Regions from separate parts of the Homo sapiens genome. Here regions 2 and 3 are each linked to region 1. Evidence: chromatin loops called from intact Hi-C (ENCODE). Cell type or tissue: heart right ventricle. All regions are shown on one strand.

Region 1 (5,000 bases):
TTAACAGACAAGAGAAGGACAGAGTTGTCCCCATTTTCAAAAAGGGGGAAAGGGGCATATTATAAAAACTATAAGCCAGTCAGCTTGACAATTATCCCTGGCAGAATTCTAGAACAGAATTTTAAAAGGCTATTTACTCCACAAACATTATTATAATAATAGAAAGAAGGGGGAAATAACCCACAATTTCACCACTTTAACCCATCAACTGAACAGATTATTAAATAGACTCTTTGTAAGTCTTTAGAAAAGCAGAGATCACTCAGAGCCAACCCCAAACCTCAGAAACAAAACATGTCTTCATTTATTCCTTTTTTGATAAGGATATTAGATTGGTAGAAAGAAGAGGCATCAAAACCATACTTTCTTTCAGCATGGCCTTTGACAAGAACTTTTATAATTACCTTGCCATAAGACATGAACTGGCTGATAGCCAGTGGGTGCAACCATGGCTAGGGTAGGAATTATACCTACATGGTGCTGATTAGTTCGTAGACCAGCCTGAGGGAAACTATGGTGGCGAGTCATGCAGATTCTGTCTTTTAAATTTCCCTAACAGTAATATTTTTATCTGCCTTAGAGGACATGCTTGTCAGATATTCCTATGACATGGACAAGGAGGGATAGTTGATTTGAAGGATGATGGGCTAATACTAATAATAGTAACAATAAACACTTATTGAGAACTTACTTCGTGCCATGAATTGTGCTAAATATACTTTTTGCACGAAATCATCACATATAAATTGTACCACCCTATGAGAAAAGTAGCAATATTATCTGCATTTTAGAGATAAGAAAGCTGATGTTTTAAGAGATCAAGTCAACTGCCCAAGATGACATAGCTTATGAGGGAGGAACAAACTTTTGGATCCAGGTATGTCTGGCACCAGAGTCTGAATGAAATTACTCTAAGTAATTTTAACAGCCCACAGCTATGAACTGAAATCCTCATGGTATCACAGGGCGTAACGTCTGCATTTTAATTCTAAACGTCAACTGTTTATGTAAGGGCGGGTAGATTTTGCTACATCCACATTAGTGGCTTGGGAGTTTTAGTTGACCGGGGGCTTTAAAGGGAAAACGGTGTGACATAACTGTGCAGAAAATTAACCAAATTTCAGCTGCATTCATAGAAGCATACTACTTAAATCCAGGCAACTAACATAGGCCCACTGGCTGTGAGATCAGAACACACTTTAAGATAAATCAAAGAAAGATATCCAAGATAGAGCTAGAAAAGATGTCATATGAAAAATTACTGCAGAAACGGATGCTGTTTTTGACTGAGAAGGCCCAAATCATCACAAATTTGAGGAGCAGTCATATTACAAAAGAAGGTTATACTGCATTCCTCTAAAAGGAAGAATGGAGATATATGAGCACAAATTATAAAGAGCCATGCTTTGGCTTAATCTAAAGAAGACTATTCTAACCTTAGAACCGTCTAGAGATAGAATGGGCTGCTTCTCCTGAGTGGTCAGTTTGCTGTTACTACAAGATTCTAAACAGACTGGCCAACCACTTGTTCATGTGGAGGAGATTATTGTGGGGGTTAGGAGGAAGACAGATAATAAGTTCCTTTCCCAATAAATTCTCACTTTGGGAGGATGAGGCAGGTGGATCGCTTGAGCCCAGGAGATTGATACTAGCTTGGGTAACACAATGATACCCCATCTCTGCAAAAAATAAAAAATTAGCTGGGCATGGTGATGCACACCTATAGTCCCAGCTACTCGGGAGGCTAAGGCAGGAGGATCACTTGAACACAGACGTTGAGGCTGCAGTGAGCCATGCCACTGCACTCCAGCCTTGGTGATACAACCATACTCTGTCTCAAAAACAAAACAAAACAAAACAAAAGAACAACAACAAAAAAACAACACTAAAACTCAACTTAGGTGTTAGCTTAACAGAACTTGTTTGGTGGTTATAGTTCAAATTGTGAATTATTCCTCAATTGCTTCATCAAATAATCCTCAAATAAGTGCAAACAAGTTAAAACAATCTGCTCTATTATGAAGTAGAAGAGCTCATTTAATTTTAAATGAGGCTGGGCACGGTGCTTTACACCTGTAATCCCAGCACTATGGGAGGCCAGGAGTTTGAGACCGGCCTGGGTAACATAGTGAGACCTTGTCTCTAAGAAAAAAAAAAAAAAAAGATAATTTTATTAAGGCAACTGAATTCATATCAGAATTATTCAACTGGTAAAGACCCCATCCCATATCAGAGTAAGAATTTAAGACATCACTTTTGATGATAGTGTTCAACTAAGTCCCCTGACCACTTATCTCTGGTTTTGACCCTGCGTAGTTAAGGGATTTAGAGTTCTTTTTAAATACTTTATTCCTAAGGATACATTGTACTACTTTAATTCAGTCCTGACCATTTGGTTGATTTAGGGTAAAGCAGCTCAATTAGATTATTGCTACTCCAGAAAGCTGTTCTAAAATGTGCTCAACAAAAGCTGGTCTTGTCCAGAAACAAAATAATTCTCTGGCTTATTAGAACTTTTGTGCTCATGGATTGTTTTGCTTTGTGTTTTGTTTTGTTTCATTTGGTTTTGTTTTAATCAGAAACGTTCTTGCCTGTGTCCCAGCGCCATCTTGTGTTAGAAATGAGCATATTTTCCAATTAGGTGGAAAAAATCCATTTTGGGCGATCTGTGAGGGACCACTACTCCTTTCTGCACCCTAGAATATCTGGATTGGAAGAAACCCCAAAGGTCAAATGTCATCTAGGCAAGACTTCCCCAAGATGCCTGCCAGAGGTAGAGGTTTTTAGTCTAGTCCCCAGAATATGCGTAAATCCAGGAGGCTAGAGCTGGAAGAAATTCTCCTAGAACAAATGAAAATGAAATAGTTGGATGAGAGAGATCAGAAGCAGTTTTTCCTTTCTATTTCCTTTTAGTTTCACTTTCATAGATCTCCTGGTATGTTCAGAAAAGCAAAGACATGTGACTGGAGACCTACGGAAATGCTCTGCCGTAGCTTCGGGAGCAGGAAAGGATCTGAAATGATGACATAAGAAAACGCATAAATACCCTACAATGAAGGGTAGAAGTTAATTTTTTTCAGAGCAATGCTTTTCAATAAGTGGCTGCCAGGCAGATCTTGTTCAACCCTATGTCATAATAAGACTTGTCTTAAAATCATTCCATATTTAATGTATTGGGCTTTGAAGAGAAGGATATATTTCTCTTCCAATTTTAGGATTATTTAAGATTTGAGTTAATGTTAAGAACCTTCTATCGAATAAAAATACTCTAAGTGTGATGCGAGCATTATCCCAAATCCTGAATGTAGATGGAGGGTTTTGGATTTGTTCATAGCTAACATCCCTTTCCTGCTCTGAGAGTTTCTTACTCTGTGATTTGGGGCCACGCACAAGGTCAACAGCAAGTGCCTTTGTGTCAAGTTATCCTGGCCCAAAGGGCGCAGGGGTTGGCAGGGTAAGAGTCTCCTTGTCGTTTAGCTGCACAGTTGACTCAAAGCGAGTGATCTGCACCAGATTTCTAATCACTCATGATTCTCAGCTGCTTCTTGCCTCTTGTGTCCTTTGGATGGTTTGTAAATTCACTTCATAGTCTCCCTCAGTAGATGAAAAATTCCACAAAGACAGGGACTGTATCTTTTGCTTCCTACATCTCTGGGCATCTTGGTGCTGATGAATCTGAGCCCAGAATCTGATTTGTGTCAGTATGACACCAAATCATGGACTTTGAGAGATGGCAGCAACCTTGGAGATCACCTGGTTCAATCATCTCATTTTTTAGTTGGGAAACTGAGGCCCCAAAATGGGATGTTATGCACAATATCACATAATATAGCGGTACTGAGCTTGGATCAGTTCCTGAGTCTCCTGTTTTAGCCACTGACAGTGTATCTCAATCTCTCTGTCTCCACAACTGGCAGAGGACATACACTGTTCCCACTCCAGCTTAAAGCAGCTAACCACACACAAGAACCTACTTCAAACCCAGGAGGTGGAGGTTGCAGTGAGCCGAGATCACGCCATTGCACTCCAGCCTGGGTGACAGAGGGAGGCTCTGTCTCAAAAATTTTTAAAAAGCCCTATGTAAGTGAATATTGCCTTCTGCTTCATAATATACACATTTGCTTTAACATTAAAAATAATGTTAGAAGCTGGGAGCGGTGGCTCACGCCTCTAATCCCAGCACTTTGGGAGGCTGAGGCGGGTGGATCACGAGATCAGGAGATCGAAGCCATCCTGGCTAACACAGTGAAACCCCGTCTCTACTAAAAATACAAAAAAGTTAGCCAGGCATGGTGGCGGGTGCCTGTAGTCCCAGCTACTCGGGAGGCTGAGGCAGAAGAATGGCGTGAACCCGGGAGGTGGAGGTTGCAGTGAGCCGAGCCGAGATCGGGCCACTGCACTCCAGCCTGGGCGACAGAGCGAGACTCCATCTCAAAAAAAGAAAAAAAAAAAAAGTTAGATTTTTTTTTTCTAATAAGGAAAATTGGTACTGAAGATCTAATGGTAAAGAGTCATTTATTTTCCTTGGCATACTGCTGTAATCCCTGGAGTTAAAACAAAGTTGTAATGTTGGATGGAGTGCTTGGGGTTCTGGAATGGTGATCCTCTTTCTGAGTATGGTTCTGTGCCCCCTGAAGGTATGTGAGGGAGGACGGAAGTCAGGCAGGGAGGTCAACAGGGGAGGTAAAAGCCAAGATCTTGACATTTACAAAAATTATGTAATTGTTTTAACAGCTTTGTTGAGGTGTAATTCACGTATAACTCATCCATTTAAAGTTCAATGGCTTTACATTTCAATGGTTTTCAGCATAAAAGTGCTGTGTCTTGAGAAAACAGGACAGAGATCTTGAGAAGCTGGAGCTGGTGATGGTTGTGTTAAAACACACCCCTCCACACAGTGCCTTTTGGAGTATAAGAAATAGTGACACCTAGCTTTTAACTCAGTGTATGCCCTGTCCTGCCTCTTAGTTATCTGTAGGGCGTTATTAAACCAGAGAAGC
Region 2 (5,000 bases), 110 kb before region 1:
CAAGCTACAGTACAGTCAGAACAGGACTCTGAGACCACTCAGTTTGATGCTTTTTCTTCATTCCTTTCTGCACCCCTCTCCACCCCTCATAACCAACCGTTCCCTTTTCCTCATGCTCCAGTGGAGAGTCCAAGCAACGTTCCTGAAATCATGAGGAGCTCTGCCAGGCGCCTCAGCCTGCACAGAGACAGCTCTGCACTGCCTTTCTCTAGGAGCCAGATCCAACGAGGCTCTTCAAAGGGGCTGGAGGCCCACGGTGGCAGCTGGGCCCTTCCTTCACTCAACACTACTCAACCTCGCTGGGACTATTTGGAGTCAGAAGTCCTATGTTTGAGTTTCCACCCAGTGAAGTACCAGCTACAAAACCTTGGCCAAACCACTTCACTTCCCTGGGTCTCAGTTTCCTTGTCTGTAAAAGAACAGTAATAAATCCTGCCTTGTGTGTATTCTAGATGGTTGAGGATCAAGCAAGAAAAGATGCATATGAAAACTTTAAGCTATGAAATGTAATATACCAAGGTATTGACAATATAACAATAATTATTATTTTCAGTAATTTCTTGCCTGGGAGGAGTGATATACCCAGTCAACTGTGTCTCACAGTGTTTCTAAAATATCTTCAGGACAGAGATTTGTACCAGCCACAGACAGTGGTAGCGACCACACCTACGTTTAGAGTGGCTTCCTGCCGCAGGGTACACCTGTCCTTCCACCTCTTTCAGGTCAACGATAAGCCAGTGCTCTCAGCAGTAATCCTTGGCTCCCAATAATTACTGTTTGTGAAGACCCATCTAACACCAGGGAGAGGAGAGGTGTGTTCATTACTGCGGAGGAGGAGGGCAGTAGATGACACTTACTTCGTACCCTCTACTCCTTTGCATAACTTCTTCTGGACTCAGCGTATGTAGGGTTGTAGTTATTTGCAGTGTTGGAGTAAAATGAACCCTAAACACCAAACAGCTCCTGATCTGTACCTCTGAAAAGTGAGACTGATGGCTTCTCCTTTTTCTTCTCTTCCTTTCAGCTCTGTGACAGCATGGGCTCACCTCTAGCGAGCGCCTTCCTACTGACAGTGCTTGGCGGCGATCTGGTGTGCCTGTGGGGGCCTCCCACTTTAAAGGCCTTTCCCAGGTCCTCCAAACTGAACTTTGTGTCCTTGCTATGTGAAACATGGAAATCTTATTTATTTCCAAAAGCAACCTATACTCATTCCTAGAAATAGAAAGGATGGACCCAGGAGAACTGGCTCTGACATAAGTGAGTTGTGTCAACGTGGGGAGGTCACTTAACCTGTGTTTGCAACAATTTCTCTTTAAAATGGGGAGCACCATGCCCTGGCCTACATTACCATCCAGCCTGAGGTTTTAGTGAGATGCTGGGCATGGAAGCACTTTGCAAGGAGTTACACTAAGATAGTGGATGATTTTTATTTGAATACTGCAGCGATCCTCCCTTTCCTTCTGACACCTCTTCATGCCCTCATTCCATTCCATTCTACACTCTACCCACTTAGGTCTAATCTGACTTTACATATACCTGACTTTCTGGAATTCATTTGGTCTTAGTGGGCCACCATTTGCATTCTGCGAGACACCATGTGGCTCCTCAATCTGTTGACATGTGCCCTTCAAGCACACGGAGGCACTCAACATGGGCACCTAGCAGTCCATGTGGGCTGTGCACACACAACATCTGGTTTGGAAGCGGTGAACTGGTGAATTTAATTGTCCTATGCATCAGATTGAGTAACCGAAATCCAGAAGAACTCAAGGGTGAAGGACTTTCCCAAGGTCTATGGAGCACCAGTTTACTGCTCTAGAGCAGAAAGTCATATTTCCCAGAGTTTTTGATGAAAGGAATTCAGGGCAACAACATCTGGTGCTGATTTGAACGTGGTAGGTTGGGTACAAGGAGCTGCAGGGGGATGAGAAATCGTCTATGGCAAGAATCAGCACAGGTAATTTTCAGGCTGACTTGTTTCTCCCTCACTGAGCCACACTGGCTTGACAGCTGCTTCTTTGTACCCTGAAATATTTGAGCAGCCTGCAGTCACGGCCCTTTGCATGTCCCTGCCTGCTTTCGCCACTCGGGAAGAACTCAGGTCTTGCAGAGGCTACCCCTGATTCCCATGATTAGATGTGGACCCTGTAGGAGACAGAGGGGTGGGTCAGAGGCCCTGAGAGAGAAGAAGGAAGGAGGTTGGTATCTTCTTTTCCCTGAAAACAGTCCCCACAATTTCTGAGTGTTATTAAGAAGGTATTGATGTAGAATTCAAGTTCATTCCAGCACACAGTGGGTTTACCAAGTTGGCCAAGGGGGCTTTGTGGTCAATGACTATGACCTCAACTGCCCATCACTGAACTATATGTACAGGTCCTTCTGTCTTGATGAAACAATAGGAAGAAGCTAATTTGGGAAAGAAAGAATAGAGAGGTGTGTGGGTGTGTGAGTGTGTGCGCATGTTCTTTTATTAATTGATAATACATTAATTGTTTAGATTTTTAAAATCAAACACACACACACACACACACACACACACACACACACACACACACACACACACACACACACACGCTCCCGCTCTCTTTTATTAATTGATAAAGGCACCACTGCCCTCTACTGGCAACAATATCATCTTTCCAGTGTTAGAAATGCCTGGATGGAGCCTTCATTGCTTCAGATAAAAAAATTTTGAATACTTATTGCAAATACTTTTTCAAACAATTTGCAAATAAAGTGTATTTCATATTTATTCATTCATTCAACAAGTACTAACTGAAATGAGTAAGATGCGTATGCCCTGGTCTTGAGAAGTTACTATCTATCTAAAGAGTGGACAGGAATGCTAATTTAATGAGTACAATTGATTTCACCATGTCCAGGGTTAATACCCAAGTTGCAAGCCCCCTGAACCACAGAGCACAGCTTCTGACCCACTGCCCTGCACCCTTGATTGGGATGCTCAGAAACACAGCTAGAGACCTCTTTCTCACTGTCAAGGAGCATCTGCACTGGAATAACTTTCATGGAATCATGGGTCCAGAAGGTCAGACAAAATTCACATAAATCAGAGTGTGAGATTCCAAGGCCAGATGGGAAACCCATTCTCACAAGTCTTCAAGACTACTGTAATTCTTCAGGTTAGAGAAGCCTGTTTCTTCCAGCTCTCGCCTCAGGCACACATCCTTCGGATTCTTGGAAACAGTGATGTAGCATTCCCCTTTGCCTAGCCTCCTTCATATTATTTTCAAGTTTGTTCATATTGGGGTTACTCCAGGCAATTTAAACAGGCATGATTCCATTCAAACCTTCTGATGCTGGTTTTCTTTTTATTTATTTATTTTTTTTTTTTGAGACGGAGTCTCGCTCTGTCGCCCAGGCTGGAGTGCAGTGGCATGATCTCGGCTCACTGCAAGCTCTGCCTCCCGGGTTCATGCCATTCTCCTGCCTCAGCCTCCCGAGTAGCTGGGACTACAGGCGCCCGCCACCACGCCTGGCTGATTTTTTGTATTTTTAGTAGAGACGGGGAGTCACCGTGTTAGCCAGGATGGTCCCGATCTCCTGACCACATGATCCGCCCTCCTCGGCCTCCCAAAGCGCTGGGATTACAGACGTGAGCCACCGTGCCCGGCCTGAGTTTTCTTCTTGTGCTATTCTTTAATCAAATTAGGCAAAGTATGAATCCTTTCTCCACCAACATTGTTTTGGACTAGGTAATGCAATTTATATGGTACAAAAATCGAAACAATAAAGAAGTTTAAAGTTAATGTCAATCCTCCATGTCAGCCTTCTCTACCCTTTTCCATCTCCCCTCTGCCAGAGGTAATCGTTGTTAAATTGCCCCATGTATTCTCTTGGTATTTCTTTATGCAAATATGGACACATGCAAATGAACATTATTGTTGTTCTTCCCCTTTAGGCGAAAAGGAAGCATGCTATACACACCATTTTGAGCCTTTCCCCCACCACATAGCAGTATACATTGGATAATTTTCCATATCAATATATTTTTAAAGTTCCTCATTCTTTTTATAGCTGTTAATATTCCATCATGTGATAATATTGTGGTTTATTTAACCAGCCTTCTATGGATAGAAACTAGGTTTGTTTAGAATAAGTACTCTTGAGCTTATATTAGTAAAATATTTTTGCTCTCTCCTTCTCAGTTTTAGCCACCTTCTAATACTGTTTAAAATAGTGTTATGGGGCCAGGTGCAGTGGCTCATGCCTGTAATCCCAGCACTTTGGGAGGTCAAGGAGGGAGACTTGCTTGAGCCCAGGAGTTTGACACCAGCCTGGGTAGTATAGTGGGACCCTGTCTCTACTAAAAAATTAGCTAAGTATGGTCATGCCTGCCTGTAGTGCCAGCTATTCAGGAGGCTGAGGTGGGAGGATCACTTGAGCCCGGGAAGTGGAGGTTGCAATGAGCCAAGATTGTAGCATTGTACTCCAGCTTGGGTGACACAGCAAGACCCTATCTCAAAAAAAAAAAAAAAAAAATATATATATATATATATATAGTGTTACTGAACCATTGGAGGTTTATCTGCCTGATACCTACCACAGCAATTCTTGGGGACTCACTCTTGAGGGTCAGCTGCACACAAAAGAGCTCTGAATGCCCTCAGGATAGCAGAATGCAGGATGGAGGGCAGGGACAGAGCATTGGATCTTAGAACAAGATCTGTTCAGACTCTGGGAACTGACATGACAAGAAGAGCTTTTACTCCAGAACTTCTCGGAGAGGAATGATGAGACTTTCTGGGAGGACGGATCAAAACAATGACCCTGACATTAAACTAGAAATTACCTACGTGTAATTGAAGCTGCACCACTCTTAGAGGGGCACACAAACCTAAGAAGTGAAGGACCAAAGGAAATGAAGATTGAAAGAGACATCAGGCAGTGGGCTAAAAAGAAACATAACAGACCCACATGTCCCTTTCCAAAGCTGTGCCATACCATTCCAGCCCTGTCCTCATCCTCTGTACACAAAGTCA
Region 3 (5,000 bases), 150 kb before region 1:
AGGCTGGTCTCAAACTCCTGAGCTCAAACGATCTGCCTGCCTTGGCCTCTTAAAGTGCTGGGATTACAGGCACGAGCCACCAAGCCCAGCTGCTCATGCATCTTTGAGGTAGGGCTTCACCCACGTGCACCTCCAAAAAGGCCTCTGAAAAGACTTGTCTGCATTTTCTTAAAATCTAGAGAGAAGAGAATTCTGCAGCCACCCAGGCAACACTTTCTAATCCTGCCCAAATCCTCATAGCTAGTAGCCCAAATTCATCTTGCTTCATCCAAAGGCCACTCTCATTTGCTGGGGTGGTAGTGGCAGGAGAAACCCAGCTGCACTTTGTCAGTACTGCACAACCCCTCCATCAAGTTGGACCGTATTAACTAATGGAATGCCCGCTGCAACCTCCTCACCCACCCTAGCCTTTTCTTCTACAGTTTTTTTGTTTTTTTTTTTTTTTGAGACAGAGTCTCGCTCTGTCGCCCAGGCTGGAGTGCAGTGGCACGATCTCGGCTCACTGCAAGCTCCGCCTCCTGGGTTCACGCCATTCTGCTGCCTCAGCCTCCCGAGTAGCTGGGACTACAGGCGCCTGCCACCACGCCCGGCTGATTTTTTGTATTTTTAGTAGAGACGGGGTTTCACCGTGTTAGCCAGGATGGTCCCGATCTCCTGACGTCATGATCCGCCCACCTCGGCCTCCCAAAGTGCTGGGATTACAGGCGTGAGCCATTCTTCTACAGTTTATAGAAAGCTGTAGCTTCCCAAACTTTATGATTCTCCCCAGAGCCCTTCTTCTGGTTTCACTTTCTAACATGCCCAGGAGCCTGGCACCCCACCCTCTTGCAACATGCTCTGCACCCTGAGAAGGCTTTTCTGATTGTCTCTGCAGTAAGGGTCATGAATTGGCCTCTCTCACCCAATTGCCCCGTGATTAAGCCACTAACTGTTAAGCACCGCAGTGTAATAAAGTCACCAGCTCATTTTATGGAAGATATTTTTCTCAAGAGTCCAAAGTGCCTTCTAAGTGTTATACTGCCCCATTACTTTACTGCATTAGAAGCCAAGAAGATGGTGTCTAAAACTTTAGCCAAAATTTCTGTGCCTGTCCTATTTTAGCTTTCCTTCCCCTCATTTGGTTCACTGAAATCCACTGAAGCCACCAGTATAACTTCTGCCTCTGGATCAGTGGTCAGTTCTCAATTACCAATATGTGGATCAGCTATTTTGTGGGTCTTCACTTGCTGTTGGCTATTGTGAGGTGCGATCTTACAGAAGACAGACCATTCCATGCACACAATAATGAGGAAAACAGACATTTGCACAGTTAAGAGCTATACATAGAAACTTAGAATGGCCCAGGTCTGGACAGCTGGTCAACCCCAGGGACCAGGTGATGTGTGGTGAGCTCCTTGTGCCTAAGGGGGAAGAAGCTCACCTGCCTCTTCCAAGAGCACTTGCTTCTAGGGGCCGCTCAGTATCCCTAACATGCTTAGCAGGATACTGCAAATGCTTGTTGATGAACAGGAATCATCAGTTAATCCATCTGCAGGCTCTAAACACCCACAAGGGATTTGAATTCACTACTGAAGCAGCAGCAAGGCAGCAGCTGTCACTCAGCACCTGCCACAGGGGAACTGGCCAGATTTCAGAAAGGGTCCTCCGAGGCCAAAGATGGCAGCAAGGAGAGATTCCAGTGGGATCAGGGGTGACAGCTGGAGTTGAAGGGGAAGATGCAGAGAGGAGCTTGAAGGGGAAAGGAGAAAGGGTGGGCAAAAAGCAAGTAACCGTGTATGAAAAGAGGAAGAAAGAGGCAAAATGGAAAAGGGGTGACCCTCAAACAAAGCCAGAGGGCACTAAGAGGAGTACTGGTAGGAAATCTCAGATCAGCTTTCCGAACGATACCTCCTTGCTACAATTTTGGCCACCAGAGGGCTCCTGTATTCCAAAAATATTATGGAAAATGCCAAATGTCTCCAATATTTTGCACTCCAAGCATACACATGTGAAATTAGCAATTTCTGTTTATGTGCAATAAATGATTGTCTTTGAAGACTTGGAGATTTAATTCTGATTTTGACACTGTGTCCCCAAGTAAACAGTATCCTGGACATCAACCTCTCTGCTCTGTTTCTCTATGTGCAAAAAAATGGAGAGGCTATCCGATATCTTGTTACAATTTACAGCCAGAATTAGGTGGGGGAGAAGTAGAGGCAGAAAATGGCTCTAGCAAGTAAGACTTAAGACTGCAGAGATATATATAGATCACCGCTTCTCTATGATCCTATGTATTAAGGATGACAAGACCTGTATCTTGGATGTTTGCACCATCCTTGCCCTGGTGAAACTCATATAGAGAAAAAAATAATGCACATGTGTTTGGTAAAAGGCTCAGGTTAATGTGCCAGTTCTGTCCATGTCTAACTACATGACCTTGGCTTAAACCCCTAACCTCATTAATTTCTTTTCTCCTCTATAAAATAAAAAGGGTTCTTATCTCACAGGTTGGACATGAGAATTGAATTCCATAATGTCTTTGAAGGGAGTTGGCACATGGTAAAAGCTCATTATTTATGCATTAACTCAAGTATGCCCTGCAAGTGAGATTGACATTACTAAGAATCCTAAGAATTGCAAAACTGGCACACACTGGGCATCCTCAGCATGAAAAGACTAAGAATGACATCACGTCTGCCTTCAAATATTTGAAGAGCTATCACATGGAAGAGGGATTAGAACTCTTCTATGTCATCCCAAGAAGTAGAAATGGGACCCATGGGTGGATTAGGGAATCAGATCAAGCCTGACAGAGAATTATACGAATTGCCTAACACATAAAGCTTTCCAAAAAAATGGGGTGAGGAGATCAAGTTAGCTCACATCTGGGGGTGTTCAAGGAGAAGCTGGTTGAGCAACGTCAGAGAAGTTGTAACGCCGATTCTTGCATCAGATGGGAGAGGCTAGATTTGATGACCCACTAGAACCTCCCCACCTCAGCAAATTCTATGGTTCCTCGTTCCAAGCAAAGGGAAAAAAGCCTTGTTATGTCTCGTAGGAGCTCATGTTGGTCAAAAGGATGGTCTTCCAGCCTGGCAGGTGTAAATGCGTACACTTCCCCCATGTCGTGCCCTCCCTGTGCATCTGGCCAGCCCTGATCATATCCCTGGCCATAGAGAATGGCCAGGGCCCAGACATTGGATAATAGCCAAGACAAGTGCTATTCACATCAAAGATGTTTGATCTTTGATCATACTCATTATTTGTGGAATGACTGATTGGTGTTCCTGACACAATAGTGGATGACCAAAGGAAGGTAGGGATGGAGGGCAAAGCTGTAAATAAGGAATGAATACATGATAAAGAAAGGGGTGGGCTGGGCGCGGTGGCTCACCTGTAATCCCAGCACTTTGAGAGGCCGAGGCGGGAGGATCACGAGGTCAGGAGATCGAGAACATCTTGGCTAACATGGTTGAAACTCCGTCTCTACTAAAAATACCAAAAAAAAAAAAAAATTAGTTGGGCGTGGTGGCGGGCGCCTGTAGTCCCAGCTACTTGGGAGGCTGAGGCAGGAGAATGTCTCAATGCAGAGCTTGCAGTGAGCCGAGATCACACCACTGCACTCCAGCCTGTGCAACAGAGTGAGACTCCATCTCAAAAAAAAAAAAAAAAAAAAAAAGAAAGGGGTGTAGGATGGGTACAATGGAGCACACGGTTGCCTCACTGTTCAAGCATCTTTAGATCCAGAGCTGTGTGACTTGGGGCACTTTCCTTCTGTCTCTTCCTCAATCTTATGCTGAGAGCAGTTCTTTCTCTCACAGCAAGGGAAGTCTGTCAAGAGGCAGAAGTCTAGACATAATGACTTTTGGATGTGCTTCCTCTGTATAGTGCCAGTGCAAAACGAGATTCCACTTAGACCTTCTCTCTAAAGAGGATATTCATAATTTTGCTAAGACAAAATGGGAAGAGAAAGAGAAGGCATTCCTAGCTGTCATGGAAGGAGGCTACCAGAAAAGAATCAGGGAAAGGAGAGTATCTCAGGAGTCAAAGCACGAGACTGCAATCTAAAGAAACTTCGTTTTGCAACTCAACTTGATTATTAACTAGATGTGCAATTATGAACAATACCCATGCTTCAATTTCTTTATCTGCAAAAGACAGTTAATAATGTCTCTTAAAGTTTGCTTAAAAGTGCTTGGCACAAAGTGGTATTCAGATCATGGCGCATTGCTCTTGTTGTTATGGATTAAGAACCAGTCAGGATCAAGGAAACTTGAACAGTTCCCACTCAGAAAAAGAACATGTACATGTATGGAGTCTGAAGAGAGATGTAGGTATGCTTGCCCTGAAGGTGCAACCATGAGACTGTGTCTGGAGTTATGTAAACTGAAGTGGTGTCTGGACCAAATGCATAGAGTCTGGTTTGGACCAAATGCATAGAGTCTGGTTTGGGTAAGGAAAGAGGAAGAGGACATGGATGTGTACAACATGTAACCAAATGTGCACAGTGTCAGTCACCTTAAAAAGAAACGAGTTGGACCATGCTGTATTGCTGCAAGAGAGCAACATTCTCCACATGGCTGGACTCAGGAAAGTAAATGGGCCCTTGTTGCATATAAGGCTGCCTGAGAAAAAGCAAACATTGACTCCCAGAAACAGTCTTAAAGTAATGGGCATGTCATAGGGCAGATGGTAGCCAGCTGTTCTCCAGTTTTTCTGAGACCAGCAGAATAGGAGATGTTCTATGACTGCATCGGGAGGGAATTCATTATCCCCAAAGGCTCCCCAACCCTCAGGTCTGTTAAGACCACTGATATTACTGACTGAGGGAGGTTATGAAGTAGCCTTCTTAAGTGCTTTAAATATAAGGCTATTATTCATGTTTTGGGGATGATGTCTCCCATCTTCACTAAACTGATGCCTGAATACCAGTCATGGGCTATGATATCCCAAAATGCTGGCTATAGGAATTGCAAATGTTTCACTGGAAAAATGGAAAACTAGCATCATTTTTAGTTCAC

Evidence for each region. A loop is a pair of places that touch in the nucleus more often than their neighbours do. Peaks named below come from ENCODE experiments on the same cell type or tissue, not always from the same donor. Only the 100,000 strongest peaks of a DNase experiment are listed, where the experiment ranks them.
Region 2: it touches region 1 in a loop (2.1-fold over the local background); 28 of 110 quality-filtered maps call a loop at or near these places.
Region 3: it touches region 1 in a loop (18-fold over the local background); 99 of 110 quality-filtered maps call a loop at or near these places.

The regions. Positions count from the first base shown.
Region 1 is chr12:3,883,295-3,888,294 of GRCh38, reverse strand. All of the region lies in intron 1 of PARP11-AS1 (PARP11 antisense RNA 1), which reads right to left. Among named protein-coding and RNA genes, the nearest start is that of PARP11, 12 kb to the right of the region's middle. In heart right ventricle, CTCF peaks have their summits at 2,608 (motif pointing left) and 4,945; no DNase peak of the experiment used is centred here; H3K4me3 peaks cover 859 bases; H3K27ac peaks cover 1,563 bases.
Region 2 is chr12:3,993,606-3,998,605 of GRCh38, reverse strand. No RefSeq gene overlaps it. Among named protein-coding and RNA genes, the nearest start is that of LINC03141, 16 kb to the left of the region's middle. In heart right ventricle, CTCF peaks have their summits at 2,406 and 2,621 (motif pointing left); a DNase peak (open chromatin) is centred at 2,565; H3K27me3 peaks cover 1,364 bases.
Region 3 is chr12:4,034,782-4,039,781 of GRCh38, reverse strand. No RefSeq gene overlaps it. Among named protein-coding and RNA genes, the nearest start is that of LINC03141, 25 kb to the right of the region's middle. In heart right ventricle, a CTCF peak has its summit at 1,897 (motif pointing right); a DNase peak (open chromatin) is centred at 1,881.